2 separate regions of the Homo sapiens genome follow, and region 1 is linked to region 2. The links are chromatin loops, found by intact Hi-C in ENCODE. Cell type or tissue: PC-9. All regions are shown on one strand.

Region 1 (8,000 bases), 290 kb after region 2:
CTGTTGCCTGGGCTGGAGTGCAGTGGTGCGATCTGGGCTCGCTGCAACCTCTACCTCCCGGGTCCAAGCGATTCTCCTGCCTCAGCCTCCCGAGTAGCTGGGATTACAGGCACCCACTACTACGCCCAGCTAATTTTTTTGTATTTTTAGTACAGACGGGGTTTCACTGTGTTAGCCAGGATGGCCTCCATCTCCTCACCTCGTGATCTGCCTGCCTTGGCTTCCCAAAGTGCTGGGATTACAGGCATGAGCCACCATGCCCAACCTCCATGATACATTCTTTTTACACTTCTGATCCGGTTGTTGTACTTCCGGAGAAAGAAAAATGAACCACAAAATATTCAGAAAGGGGAAAACAAGGAAATCAAGCATTTTTTTAAGGATAGATGAAATGAGTTCAGACTCTTCAGCATGTAGGATTGAGTGTAATCACAAGTCATAAAATCATGAAGGATAGGAATGAAGAGACTAGAAATTTCACAGTAAACCTTAACATGTAAAAACAAGAGAGTTTTTCTAAAAGCTCAGAATAAGTCACTTTAGAAAAAATGAAAGGACTGTTTCACACGGTGGTTAAGAAAGGGAGGAAAGTGACAGTCAGAGGAGGAAAAAGCATGTCACAGACAGCAATGGGCTGGTTGTGGCAAGCTCTCTGGTTGGGACTCATTTTTCCCCAGCTCGTCCCATTATTCCCTGCAGACTTCTGCCTCACCCGCTGCAACTACAGGGCAGGAAAAACTCAGAACCAGCAAAGCGCCCACCCCAGAGGCTGCCAGGTAATGTCAGGGCAGTGCTGAAGCCCTGCTGGGATATGGAGGTGATACCAGTGCATGCAGGTGGGCAACTTGTTTATATTCACAATGGGAAGCCACTGTCAAATCTAACTGAACATTTTTTCATTTAGATTTGAGGATGTTTCCTGAGGTCCTACTGTGTGCCAGCTGCGGCCATGTTAGCTACCAGGAATATGAAGATGAATAAGGAGATCACAAGTGAAAACAGAAATGCCAAGATAAACTTGGCCCAAGTTCCCTTGGGAATTCTCAGGATCCTACCTGGTGCAGCAGATCACACCAGGGAGATGTTACTGGATCTTTGATGAGTGGAGCATCCACAGAGGAAGGAAGTGAGTGTTTGTTAATGACATCATTCGTCACTTATGTTGGCAAATATGAATATGGAAGAGATGGCTGGAGGGTTTATTCAAAGTTGGATATTTGGAGGAAGAGAATGCCTGATGTCCTACCAAAAAAAATTAGACCCTATGGACCAAGATACATAAGATAGATGTAGATATGTAATGGGTTTCCTCCCTGTTTTTTTATTTTCTTTGGGGTCTGCTCTGGCTTACCTCCTAATTTTCCTGTCTTCTCGGGGGTAGCAGGAGGGATGTCAAATGATGGTTCAGCCAAAGAAACCCAGCTCTTCCTGATGAGGGAACTCTGAGTTGTATTCAAGGAAAACAAACACCAAAAACAGATAGCCAAAGGCCAATGGTCATGATTTGAAATTTGAGTGCCTTTTACTGTAACTGTTTTGCTCCAATATTTCCACTGCCAGTCCTTCGGTGAGGTATTTGACTCTAGATAAGAGGTCCCCAACATTTTTGGCATCAAGGACTGGTTTTGTGGAAGACAATTTTTCCACAGACGGGGTGGCAGGGGGATGGTTGGCGGGGGATTGGTTTCAGGATGAAACTGTTCCATCTCAGATCATCTGGCATTAGTTAGATTCTCACAAGGAGCGTGCAACCTAGATTCATTGCATGCACAGTCCACAATAGGGTTCCCACTCCTATGAGAATCTAATGCCGCCGCTGATCTGACAGGAGGTGGAGCTCAGGTGGTCATGCTCACTCGCCGCATTCCTAACAGGCCACAGACCAATACTGGTTCATGGCCCAGGGGTGGGGACTCGTGCTCTGGATGACACAAATTCTAGTCTTGCCTAGCCCTACTGTTAAGTAGCCATAGGACCTCTGCAAGGTGCACCCCTTTGGGACTCCTTGTCCTCACCTGTAAACTCAAGATGTTGACTAATTTGACCCTTTTAACTCTAAAAGGTGATGCTTGCACTCCACAGAAGAGATACTGAGTGCCTGGCACAGTCTTAGCAATTCGTGAAGTATCCTGTTCTAGTAATACTAACGCAGTCTCTTAAATTTTGATTTATAAACTCTAGGCCTTGGGCTCTAGACAAAACAGGGCTCTAGAGGACTTGTTTTTGTTGTTGTTGTTGTTGTTGTTTTTTAATGGCAAAAGCAATAAATTGCTGTAGTTTTCTAGATTGTAGACTTAATGTGGTTCTCCCAACTATCCATGTCTGGGCAAAGGGAGCTGATTGACACAAGAGATCAAACAGCATTAGCTTCAACATCCTTACGTGTAAATGAGGCAAACAACATCACATCTTGCAATTGGTCCTGCTTTTTTTTTTTTCTTTACTCTTCTTTTTGGAAGGGGGAGTGGAGGTGAGTGGTCACTAAATTCAGGCCCAGTCATTAAGAGGTGGTCCCCTAGTAAAATTTTCCATGCTGGAAGTGGAAGGAATTGCTTGCTCATTTATATTCTCTATCCTGTGGAAAGCCTTCCCTCCCACCCCTTGAGCCAGTGAGTCACTTCCTCTCTGCAAACCTCTAAAGCCTCCTTTCTTTCTCAGCCCAGACCTGGCCCTCTGGAGAGGGTTTTGGAGTCCTGGGTAGGCAGGGTACCTCAGGCAGCAGGCAGCACACCTTGGATGTGAGCTGAATGGATTTTCAAATTTCACAGAAGGAGCCTCCATGCTGGAGAAAGTATGTAAGTGTTCTGATAAACGGCAAGTGTTGGATTCTAGGTTTAGCATTTTTTCTTTTTGCTTTAAAGAACTCTAGGAAAGAAACTCCCGTAGAAGGTACAGCAAGCGGGTTGCACATTTGTTTTATGACTCATGGAAATTTCTAAAATGATAAATATTGGCTCAGTAGTAGTCTGACATAAGACACACTCAACTAAAGCACCATGGTTACAAGAAACAAGAAGTGCATATTCGGTAAATAAAGTGTGGCTCCACTTCCAAAAGCTTTCAGAGAAAAAAGAGCAGCACGCAAGGCCTGGATTCTTGAGTTTCCCTTCTTGAACGGCCAAAGTTCCATTTGTTTTTCCCAAGGCCAGAAACTTCCCTGAGATGACTGCAGTGTCTTCCCAGTCAGGAAGCCATTTTAAATGGTTTGGGTGCTATACTTTATTCAGTCCAGAGTCTTTTTGGCTAATGTAATGAAAAAATTTTACGCATCATAAAAATTAATGAGGTTGAAGAGACAAGTATTTTTCTCCTAAAAAAAAAAAGGAAAATAAATATTTTTCTTGCTGAGTAAAACCCCCCCCCATCTTTGTGTGTATAAGATGCTAGCCATCTTGGAGAGATGTAAGGAATCTGGAATATCAGCTTTTCAGATGAAGTTTAGAGAATGTGAGCCACAAATAATGGCTGGGGTCCTCCTGAGTCGAGTTTTTATTTCTTATGAAACAAAGTCAGCATTACTTTAACTTCTCATGAGCTGATTTTAGTTTCTAAAGAAAATATAATAGACTAAAATTCATACCCAATGAAAAGGCCATTGTATCCACTTACTAACAGCTGGGAGTGAGCAGCTTGGATCTGCCTTTCAGCTGGGTTTTCCTGCATAACAGGTTTATTAACAGAGCAGCGTGACTCACAAGCAGTGTTCTTTAGAATCACCCCCCAACACACACACTGGAACCACGATAAACACTTGGTAAGGAGGATCAATCACAAAATAAACTGAGGAAAGACTCAGGCTACAATTCTATGCTTCAAATAAAACAGCAAAAGAGACTGTTAGGCGCATGAAGGTCCCAGGCAAGAGACCTGGAAGAAGGCACCAAATCTGAAAAGGTGATTCAGTAAGTTAGCTGGGTCATGCCGGCAACCCTCCTACAACCACTCATGGATATATGGACTTCCCTTGAGCCAGGAGGGCCCAGGACTGAGTCACTAGAATACGTTGTAGGGGACATAGGGGGGCAGAGAAAGCTAAAGCCATTCTGTAAGCTCCTGCAGAGAAGCCCCCTTGAGGTAGGGGAGAGATGAGGTGCCCCCCATGGTCTGCAACACCAGTGCAGGTGGGAAGGGATATGCAATGAGGCGCTGTATTCAAAGGCCCTTTGACCCAGCTGCTGGGAAGCGTATCTCAAATTTCTCCAAAGAGAAACTGCGAGGGCCAGATTATTCAGAGAGATTGACGTGGGACCTGGTATCAATGCTGCAGAAACGGACTTCTCCTTTGCACGGCCTGGCCCTCTGTATTTGCCCTCCCTTTGCTTTTCCACTCATCTTATATTAATCAGTGTTGCAACAGGAGGGAGCTCTCCCCACCAGTGAGGCAGTGGCAGGAGTGTCTCTGCAGGTAGCCAAGGTGATGCTGGCAGCCAGGGAGGCAGCAGTTGGGATAGCTCTGGCAAGATCACCTCGCTGGCTGCCAGGGAGAGAGCCTGGGCCCTGAGCCAGGACACGGATGGGCCTGGATCATTCTGCTGTGAGCCAAACACCATTAAAAATAATTTCAGAAGGGAAACCACTTTGGTGCATTTTTTCTGGCTATTAAAAAAATACAGATTTATCAGGGGAAAAAAATGTTGAAAATGTCTAAGAAAGAAAATAAATGTTCCCTATTAATTTTCCTGCCACATATTTATATAATAATAAAGAGGTCGTTTTAAAAAATTTAATTATATAAATTATCTGGGAATGTCTTCTTATTAAAAAAAAAACTCTGGGTAGAAAAATGTCACCTTCACTCCCCTGCAATTCTTTCCCTCCTCACCAAATTTAAGCTCTACTACTGGTTTAAAATGTGCAGAACAAAGTCTGTCCTTCCAGGTTTTGCTTATTTACACACACGATAGATAGATAGATCAATAGATAGTAATAGATAGTTTTGTGTTCCTGTGTTTTTTTATTATTATTTTTAATTTTTTCTTTTTTAGAGATAGGCTGTCAGTCTGTCACCCAAGCTGGAGTGCAGTGGTGTGATCATTAACTCACTGCATCCTCAAACTCCTGGGTTCAAGAGATCCTTCCACCTCAGTCTCCCAAGTAGCTGGGAATACAGGCACACACCACCATGCCCAGCTAACTATTGTATTTTTTTGTAGAGTCTTGCTATGTTGCCCAGGCTGGTCTCAAATTCCTGGCCTCAAGCAGTCCTCTCGCCTTGGCCTCCAAAAGTGCTGGGGTTACAGGCACGAGCCACTGCACCCGGCTGATGATTGTATTTTAAATTTTGCTTAAGAAAGCCTTTCTACCACCAAGATTTCATTTGGAATTAGTTTTATATATTGTGAGATACCTAACTTTATTTTTTCTCAAATATATATCCATTTTCCCCAAAACTTTTTGTCTAACTAGCTTATCCTTTCCCATTGGTATAAAATGTCATTTTTACCATCTATTCCATTCCCATGTAGAAATGGACCAACATGGGTCTATTGCTTGCTCTATTCTCTCCACTGATTTCTTCATTCTTATACAAATATCACCTTTTTCATTACTCTGGCTCTATTGTATATTTTAAATATTTGATGGGCCCTTGTTCTTCTTGTAAAAATTGTCCTTAGTTATCCTTATACATTTTCTCTTTCATATGAATTTGACAATCTTCTTGTGAAGTTCTATTTAAAAATCTTGATGGTATTTGATTGGTATTGCACAGTTTTTAATCATCAATTTGTGGGGAATCCATTATCTTTACAATATTGATTCTTTTCACCTGTGAACATGGCATGTTTCTGTAATTCTTATTGTTTTGTTTGTTTATTTTGTTTTGTTTTTTGAGACAGGGTCTCATTCTGTTGCCCAGGCTGGAGTGCAGTGGCACAATCTCAGCTTACTGCAACCTCTGCCTCCCGGGTTCAAGCGATTCTCATGCCTCAGCCTCCCAAGTATCTGGGATTACTGGTGTGGGCCACCATGCCTGGCTAATTTTTCTATTTTTAGTAGAGACAGGACATCACAATGTTGGTCAGGCTGGTGTCCAACTCCTGACCTCAGGTGATCTGCCCACCTTGGCCTCCTACAGTGCTGGGATTACAGGCATGAACCACCACTGCCGGCCATGTTTCTGTAATTGTTTGGGCATTCCTTTGTGACTCTCAGTAAAACTTTGTACTATTCTTTTTTTTTTTTTTTTTTTTTTTGTGAGATAGGATCTCACTCTGTCACCCAGGCTGGAGCGCAACAGCACGAACACAGCTCACTGCAGCCTCAAGAGATCCTCCTGCCACAGCCTCCCATGTAGCTGGGACCACAGGCATGCACCACCATGCCTGGCTAATTTGTTTTAATTTTTTGTAGAGACAGGTTCTCACTTTGTTGACCAGGCTGGTTTCAAACTCCTGGGCTGATGTGATTCTCCCACCTCGGCCTCCCAAAGTGCTGGGATTACAGGCATGAGCCACTGCACCTGGCCTACTTTTCTTCATGTAGAGTCTATGCATGGCTTAATTAGATTATTTCAAGGTATTTTGTGATTTTTAGTTAATTATAATTCATTATTGTTTATTAAAGACAAACATTTGATTTTGTTTATTAGTCTTATAGCCAGCCATCTTACTGAGCCCTCATTAATTCTAATACTTTTCCTCTTAATTTTCTTAGACGTTATGGGAATGAGATATAAGCAACAAATGAGAGTTCTATTTCTTTGTTTCTAATTTTTATAACTAATTTCTAATTCTTGTCATTGCATGGGTTAGGTTTGGAAGCATAATGCTGACTGGTGGCGATCCTTATCTTGTTCCTGACTTTGGTGGAAAAGCATCTAATATTCCATCATCTGTTCTGCTCTTTCTGTTAGGCTTCTGGCAGATATCCTTTAATATGTCAAATAAATTTCTTGTCTTATTTTTGTAAGACTTTTCATCAGTGGTGGGTATTTAGTTTCATTAACTAGGTGTTCCCCTCCTTTAATTTGTTAATGTAGTAAATTATATTAATGGATTCGCTAATGCCAAACAATTGTGGCCTTCTATGATACATTCTGCTCGGGCTTGAGGTGTGTTCTCTGGAACTACTGCTAGATATGGTTTATTAGTCATTTACTTAGGATCTTTACATTTATTTTCACAAGGAAGGCCTATGTTTTATTTTGGTTTTGTGTTTGTGAAAACACAAAATAAAGAATAAATTGGGACTATTTCCTTCTTTGCCTTTTCTCTGAACAAGTTATATAAGGCAAGACTTACCTGTACCTTAAAGCTTTGATAGTATTGGCCTGAGAAACCAGCAGGTCCTTAGACCTGATCTTAAACATAAATCTAACAAAGTCAGCCTTAAACTAATTTTTATATTTTCTTTTGTTCTTCTCAAGTTTTCTATTTCTTGAGTCAACTTTGGCACTTTGTCTTTTTTTCTAGAAAATCATGCATTTTATGTAGATTTTAAATTTGGGGGACATAATACTGTACATAATAGTTTCTATTCCCTAATGCTAAAAATATGCCATCTGCAACTGTAGTTTAATTATCTTTGTGCCAAAGATAATTAAATTGTGACTTCTCTTGTATTTACTCAGACTTGCCATCAGAAATATATATGTGTGTATATATATATATGTATATATATGTGTATATATATGTATATATATGTGTATATATATATATGTGTGTGTGTGTGTGTGTGTGTGTGTGTGTATATATATATATATATATGTTTATATATTTTTAACAGGTCTTTTCAAAGATCCCAATTCTAACTGGTATAAGATGAGCTCTCTACTAATAAATCCGAAAGGCCTTGATGATCACCTTATCTAAAGTAGTTTGCCACCCCACTTGCCTCCACTGTCTATCCTCTTTCTGTTCTGTATGATTTTTGAAGCACTTATCAGCAACTGACACACTGTATATTTGTTTAGTTGTTTACTGTCTCTTTAACCCTAATAGAATATCTGCTCCATAAGTATAGGTACTTTGTTTTCTTCATCACTGAATTGCCAATGAATT
Region 2 (8,000 bases):
GCGCAGTGGCTCACACCTGTAATCCCAGCACATTGGGAGGCCGAGGCAGGCGGATCACAAGGTCAGGAGATCGAGACCACGGTGAAACCCCATCTCTACTAAAAATACAAAAAATTACCCGGGCGCGGTGGCGGGTGCCTGTAGTCCCACCTACTTGGGAGGCTGAGGCAGGAGAATGGCTGAACCCAGAAGGCGGAGCTTGCAGTGAGCCGAGATCGCACCATTGCACTCTAGCCTGGGTGACAGAGCGAGATCCCATCTCAAAAAAAAAAAAAAAGAAAAAAGAAAAAAAGAAATGATTTAAGAAAATCATTGAGGAGAGAGGATGTCTACCTGAACAGGTTTTTAAATACAGATGAAGGTACTCTATTCTGGAAAAAAAAATGGACAAAGAACATCTATTAGTAAGGAAGAGAAGTGAGCACCAGGATTTAAGGCAAGAAGGGTTGGGCTAACTCTATTGTGTTGTACAAATGCAGTAGGTTTGTGATTGGGACTGCTCTTATCTATAAAGCTGCTAAACCCTGATCCTTGAAGGGGAAAGATAAGCACCAGTTGCCAGTCTTTTGGTTGTGCAAGAAGGCCTGGATAAGGAGAGCTCTTTTTCTATACTGGTTCCTTCGATGCTTTGTTCCTGAAGTCAGAAAGTACCTTGTGAGGTAGGGACTGCCTGTTAAAGTTCTCTTGACCCTGGACCATGCCCCTCGCCACCCAGAACCCCATGAGTTCAACAGCGAAGGTGTCAAAGTGGTCTCCTTTCCCCCAAACACAATGTCTCCAATTCAGCCTCTAGATCAGGTCATAAGAACCTTTAAAGTTCAATACACACAGTATTCCATGGAAAGGATTGTCAGTGCTATGAGAGAGAACCCCAATAGAGAAAATATCATGAAAGTCTGGTGGGATTACACCATCGAAGATGCCGTTGTTGTTATAGAAAAAGCTGTGAAAGCCATCAAGTCTGAGACATTAAATTCCTGCTAGAGAAAACTGTGTCTAGGTGTGCATGACTTCACAGGATTTATGACACAGCCAATCAAGAAAAGAGATTGTGAGTATGGCAACAAGGTTGGGGAGTGAAGGGTTTCAAGATATGGATTTTGGAGAAATTCAAGAGCTAACAGACACCACACAAAGGAATTAACAGAAGACAACTTGATAGAGATAAATGCTTCTGAACCAGAGCCGGACAATGAGAAACAAGACATGGTAGTGGATTATCAGAACTTATTAACGTTAGTGTCACTGAAGTTGGTATACAACCCCCACTGCTAAATTTGACTGGCTCAGGAAAAAAAAAGAACATAGAAGACGCACTGTGAGAAAAGAGACTGACATTAGACAATCTGGCAGAAGGGTTCCAATGACTTAAGATTGTTGACCAGGTGCAGTGGCTCACACCTGTAATCCTAGCACTTTGGGAGGCTGAGGCGGGTGGATCACCTGAGGTCAGGAGTTCGAGACCAGCCTGACCAGTATGGTGAAACCCCATCTCTACTAAAAGTACAAAAATTAGCCAGGTGTGGTGACGTGTGCCTGTAGTCCTAGCTACTTGTGAGGCTGAGACAGGAGAATTGCTTGAACCTGGGAGGCAGAGGTTGCAGTGAGCCAACGTCGTGCCATTGCACTCCAGCCTGGGTGACAGCAGGACTCCAACTCAAAAAAAAAAAAAAAAGTCAGTTTTGACTTTTTTTACCACATGGACCCTTCTATGGTTTGGGCACTGAAACTAAAGCAAATGGTGGAAGAAGAATTGGTACTGTACAGAAACATTTTCAGAGAAATGAGAAAGGAAAAAAGTCAAACAAAAATGATGATATATTTCCATAAAGTTACACCGAGTGTGCCTGCCTCTCCCGCTGGCCCTTCCACCTTCTCATCCTCTTCTGCCTCTGCCACGCTGAGACAGCAGGACCAATCCCTCCCCTTCCTCCTCCTCCTCAGCCCACTCAGCATGGAGACAATGAGGACGAAGACCTTTATGATGATCCACTTCCACTTAATGAGCAATAAATTTATTTTCTCCTTCATATGATTTTCTTAATAACATTTTCTTTTCTCTAGCTTATTTTATTGTAAGAATACAGTAATAATATTTATAACATATAAAATATGCATTAATCAACTGTTTGTGTTATCAATAAGGCTTCCGGTCAACAGTAGGCTATTACTAAACTTTTTGGGGAGTCAAAAGTTATATGTGGATTTTCAATTACGTGAGGAGTTGATGACCCTAACTTCCTCATTGTTCAAAGGTCAAGCTGTAGTTTCTAGTATTAATTCACTATTGAACTACTTGGCTGGGGCTCTATTTTTCTGGTGGGGCCCTGAGTGCTGCAGCTACCATGGTCAGATATCTACGTATATCTGAATGTTCTCACCACGTAACCTCCAAATGGCCACAAGTTTGCAAAAAAAATTTCATAGGAATTTTTCCAGGGCAGCTTGCATGCTGACTCTGTGCTGGAGGGCAGATGGCCACACTTCCTGTAGTAAGCTGTTTGTAAGCAAAAATAGCCATAGTTATTCCCTCCCCTATCATATCCCTTCACGATGTGCCTTTGCTGCTCCTCCCATCAACAGATGGAGTCTATTTCTCCACCCCTTGAATCCACGCTGGTCTTGCGACTTGGCCAATAGAACGTGGTGCAACCAAGTCCAGGCCTCAAGAGGCCCAGCACACTTCCATTGCTCCCTTGGAAACCCGTCCAACCTGTGCTGTGAACATGCCTGGGCCAGCCTCCCAGAGGAGGCGAGAATGCAAAGCAGAAGGAGCCGTTCCCGCTGAGACCATCGGGACCAGCTAGTGCCCAGATGAGCCAGCAGCTCCCTCCAGATGCAGGGGTGAGGCCCATTTGAGGCCAGCTGAGCCCAGTCCAGATCCAAAGAACCATTCAGACCATCCACAGACTTGTGAGTAAAAGTAAACCGTTGTTATCTTTAACTACTACATTCTTGGGATGATTTGTTATACAGCAGTAGCGGATACGCCCCACGTGTGGGTGACGGCAGGAAGTAGAGAATTCCACATTTGCTTCTGACTCATAACACGTTCTGTGTCCAGGAGTCTCCAGTGCCAACAGGGATCTCCAGGGCAGCAGCAGGAAGTCCAGTCTAGCTGGCTCTGACCTCAGTGGCCAGCTGAGGAAAATGTGAGTGTATGGTTGAGTAATTGCATCTAGTCAAGTTTAAGGTGTGGGTGCTGGATATAGTCCTCAGCTCCTGGAGTGATCCTGGGTGCTAAGGGGGTCTGCTCTGTGGTAGGGACTCTCTGGGGTGGGGCAACCCTCTCCCCTCTGCTGCATTTAGTAGAAAAGTGAAGCACAGAAAGGCTGCCAGCTGCCTGCCCTCAATCGTCTTTCCTGATCTTACCAGTTACAGAGTCTGTATTATTAAGCATAGCACAGTCACCTTTCCTGGCCTCCTTTATGACAAGGGTGGCCAGTCTAAGCAGAAATCACTGGGTGGGGACTTTAGCCTGGGTAGGAGGCCTCCCTTTTCCCTCTCCTTCCCTTCCCACCTCCCAGTCCCCTTCATGCTGAGGTGCCCTGGGCACACACATCTGGCCAACCACACTCCATCATTCTCTTGCAGACAGCGTCCCCTTGGCCACCCTCAGGACGAGGGGTACCTTCTAGAAGGGGATGTGTGTGATCATCTAGCTGGGCATGTCCCCTTGGCCTCACCAACTCCTTACTCTGGGGAGGACTATGGCCCAGAAGAGCCAGCATGGAGTTCGGCAGGGCCTGAGGCCCGGGGCAGGGGCCTCACCCAGCAGGTCAAAGCCCAGCACGATTGCAGGGCTTCCTGGTGTCACTGCAGACCTGGCTCTCTGGGGACACCAGAGTTACCCTGCTTCCCAGTGGACTCATTCCTGATTCCTTGGACCATTGGAAGCTCATTCCCCTTTTCCAAGGAATGACAATTCATGTCTTTCCAAGTTAACTTCCTATTCCCACCCATTCTGCGATGTAGCTGACAATGGCTTTCTCTAAAGAAGCAAAAACCCTAAGTTGGATCTCTGCTAGGCACCCCCTTTGGAAGGTGACAGAGGGACATTTCAGCCCATCCTGAGCATGTCCCCCTCCTTGGTCCTCAAAAGTCACAGGCCCATGCCTTGCCTACCTGATTCATGTGACCCTGTCCCCGCACCTGCAGGCATAGCACCTGCCATCCCTTCCTGTTTGAGACCATCCCGGAGGCCCTCAGCTCCCAGCTGCCCCTCCCATCCTGGGTCTCTGCTGCTCAGTATGTTATCCAGGAAGCATGGGGCAGATGTTTTTGCCAAACCACTGGGCTGTGGCTAACCTGTAGGGGTGGTGAGGGTGACTGCACAGGTGTGTGCAGTTCCCCTCCACCTCCCAGCCATCTGGGCTCTCTGGGGGGAGCAAGTTACATATATATTTATATCAGCAGGGACTGTGGAACCCCCAGCAATAAACACTGATGGCTAAGGACTTTGGGTGCATGTTATCCACTGAATTAAACTCCTCTCCAGCTGCCTTGAAGGTTGAGAGGCTCAGTCTATAGTATTAGCTACAAGCTCTTGATGAGAGCTCAAAGGTCTGTTCCATTACTGATGAGAAAACCAAGGCTCAGAGAGGAGCAGGGACTGGATCCAAGCATTCTGACTCCAGGGGCCTTTCTGAGGGCCCAGGTGGGTCTGGCTTCATAGGCTTCCTCCAGGGAAGTGTGAACTCTGCAAACTGCAGCCTCTCCTGAGGGTATGGAGCTGCTTCTGAGGTTTTGAAGGGAGCTTCTGGAAGCCTTCCTGAGAGCTGAGCTCCTGGGTGCCGACGGGTTGCCCAGTGCTCAAGGGGATGGGCTGGGCCTCCCAGCCTGTGGTTACAGAGGGAAATGCTCTTTGGAGCCCACCCTGAGACGACACCTGCAGTGCATGTTCTGGGGCCCAGACAGAAGGCACCCCTGCTCCTGGAAGGCGTTATTGGGAGCTGCTCAGAGGAGGAGGCCAGAGACACCCTTGTGAGATGGTTGTGCTAGGAAAGTTTTGGAAATCCGATTTTCAAAGTGAAGCAGTGAGCCTGTGTGTACGATGTGCATAATAGTTGTGCGTGTACATACATGTATGTGATGTGTACATGTGTAGGTGCACGTGTGGATATGTGAGTGTGTATGTGCATGAGAGGTGTGTTTATATGTGTGTGAATGTGTGAGCAAATATGTGAGTGTGTATGTGCATGAGAGGTGTGTTTATATGTGTGTGAATGTGTGAGCAAATATGTGAGTGTATGTATGCACATGCATCATGGGCAGGCGTGCTTGTGAGGGTGTGTGTGTGTCTTTGTGTGTGTATATTTATGTGTGCCATATGTGTAAGTGCATGTGTCTATTTGTGCACCTGAGGTTTGCGTGCATATGTGTGAGGGTATGTTAAGAATAGCCCAGACCATGGCATGTGAATGGTGCCTGGTTTTGTCCACTTCCAGGGAAGGAGGGAGCAGGACGGTGACACGCCATCTGTATTGGCCAGTCCTCTTTCCTGCCACCATTCTTTTGCCCCAACTTTCTTTCTGTTAAGCCTTCATCTGGGGCCTGCTACCGTGTAATATTGCCTAAAGATGATCTGTCCTTCCCAGTAACAAAGCAGTGCATGCTCCTCACAAAAAACTGGAAAATAGGCCAGGTGCAGTGGCTCACACCTGTAATCCCAGCACTTTGGGAGGCCAAGGCAGGAGGATTGCTTGAGTCCAGGAGTTCGAGACCAGCCTGGGCAATGTGGCGAAACAAAAAATACAAAATTAGCTAGTGGGATGGCATGCACCTGTAGTCCCAGCTACCCAGGAGGCTGAAGTGGGAGGATGGTTTGAGCCCCGGAAGCGGAGGTTACAGTGAGCCAAGATCGCATCACTGCACTCCAGCCTGGGCGACAGAGCCAGACCCTGTCTCAAAACAAGCAAACAAAAAACCCCCCAAAACCGACAACAACAAAACCTTCTGGAAAATAGAGAAGAGCACAAAGAAGGAAATAAAAATTGCCTTTAGTCCCCAAAACCAGAGTGCTGGCTGTGGCTTAATAGAATGTTCTTCTGCAGCTGGGACTTAGGGAGCCGAGGAGGAGAGGGAAACACGAGCACCATCATCATCCGAGGGCCCTTGACCCTTGGCCCCACACGGGCTAAGCCTTTGGAACTTCAAGGTCTCTTACATTGTTATGTTGTTGCTGTTGTTGCTGTTGTTTTGTTGTTGGATTCTTCATGATTCACAAAGTCCTGGAGGTGACCAGTTTGGCCTGAGCTGTGAAAACCGATATAGTGACCTGGGTTTAAATTAGGTCTCCACCAACCTAAAAGTTGTCTCATCTTGGTTGGCTCAGTCATTTAACCTCTTCAAAGTGAAGCAGTGAGCCTGTGTGTATGATGTGCATAATGGTTGTATGTGTGCATATGTGTATGTGATGTGTACATGTGTAGGTGCAGGTGTGGATATGTGAGTGTTTCCTCAGTTTCCTCATCTCTACAATGGGGTAAAAACAATGACCTTGAAGGGCAGTTGTTGGGGTAGACATTGTGTCTGGCCTCCTCCTGTTTTCTCTCAGACCCTTTTCTCTCCTTTCTGCTTTCTGTTCTACAGTGTGGAGAGGGTCCCTTCCAGGGCCCCTGCCCTCTGGCTTCAGATAGGCTTGGACAAGTGAGTAGAAGCCTGGAGGGCAGAGGCGGGGAGAGCTCAGGGTGTGTCTCCCTGCTCTGCTTCTGGGGGTGTGTCAGGCAGTGGCTGCCTCTCTGCTGCGGCTCCAGCTCCTGCCAGAGGCCCCAGAACCATCAACTCTGATGACCCCACCTTGTCCCTTTGTCCTTTCCTGTCCCAGCCCTAGTGATGGTAGCAGTGGCTTCCTGTTGTTACTAACCTCTGGGTGACCTCGACATCCTCATATGGCTGTTCATCAATTCAAAGCTGCAAAACAAGTTCCCTCTATTAAACTCCCTGGGTTGGAAGATCTAGCATGGTTTTGGTTTTGTGCTGGGACCCTGATCCGTACAGAAATGACAAGCAGGGCAGTGTCTGGTGCCAAGAGGAGGGTCAATGTGTAGCACTCAGGTCTAGAGCTGTGGCCCCTCGTGGGCTTATGACAACATCACCAGCTAACCCCTTCTCTCAAGCGAAGAGCTCAACCCTGCCTTCTCGCCTTTCTTGATCAAAGCCCTGACTTAGCTCTTCGGCATTTTTTTTTTTTTTTTTTTTTTTGAGATGGAGTCTTGCTTTGTCATCAGGCTGGAGTGCAGTGGTGCGATTTTGGCTCACTACAATCTCCATCTCCTGGATTCAAGCAATTCTTCTGCCTCAGCCTCCTGAGTAGCTGGGACTACAGGCCTGCGCCACCACACCCAGCTAATTTTTGTATTTGTTTGTTTGTTTTTTGTTTTTTGTTTGAGACGGAGTCTCACTCTGTCACCCAGGCTGGAGTGCAATGGCATGATCTTGGCTCACTGCAAGCTCCGCCTCCCAGGTTCACACCATTCTCCTGCCTCAGCCTCCCGAGTAGTTGGGACTATGGGCACCCACCACCATGCCCGGCTAATTTTTTGTATTTTTAGTACAGACTGGGTTTCACCATGTGGGCCAGGATTGTCGTGATCTCCTGACCTTGTGATCCACCCGGCTTGGCCTCCCAAAGTGCTGGGATTACATGCGTGAGCCACTGCACCCAGCCTCTTTTGGCATTTTTAGTAACATGACCCAGTGTAAGGGAATGGGCTCTGGCAGCCCTGGGTTTGAACCTAGATTCACTATTAGTAGCTGGGTGACCTTCAGCAGGCCGCGTCAACTCAGCTGCATTATCTAAGCTCAGGGGATAAGAATACCTAATTCACAGAGATGGTATTTGTAAAGTACTCAATAGAGAGTAAACAGTCAGGTGTGAGGGCTCATGCCTGTAATCCTAACACTTTGGGAGAATGAAGCAGGAAGATTGCTTGAGCCCAGGAGTTAGAGACCAGCCTGGGCAACATAGCAAGATCCCATCTCTAAAGAAAGAAAGAAAG

Evidence for each region. A loop is a pair of places that touch in the nucleus more often than their neighbours do. Peaks named below come from ENCODE experiments on the same cell type or tissue, not always from the same donor. Only the 100,000 strongest peaks of a DNase experiment are listed, where the experiment ranks them.
Region 1: a loop joins it to region 2, with 2.5 times the contacts of the local background. A loop is called at or near these places in 4 of 110 quality-filtered maps.

What each region holds. Positions count from the first base shown.
Region 1 is chr20:17,553,483-17,561,482 of GRCh38, reverse strand. It overlaps a transcript of BFSP1 not described here. Among named protein-coding and RNA genes, the nearest start is that of DSTN, 13 kb to the left of the region's middle. RefSeq lists an enhancer at 3,532-4,247. In PC-9, no CTCF peak of the experiment used is centred here; DNase peaks (open chromatin) are centred at 2,612, 2,942, 3,672 and 4,402; H3K4me3 peaks cover 2,637 bases; H3K27ac peaks cover 5,915 bases.
Region 2 is chr20:17,845,078-17,853,077 of GRCh38, reverse strand. LOC107985440 (a long non-coding RNA gene) reads left to right here and starts at 2,688. Exons shown (of 3, transcript XR_001754511.2): 1 at 2,688-2,913. RefSeq lists enhancers at 2,899-3,193, 2,535-3,734. In PC-9, no CTCF peak of the experiment used is centred here; DNase peaks (open chromatin) are centred at 2,697 and 3,057; H3K27ac peaks cover 1,174 bases.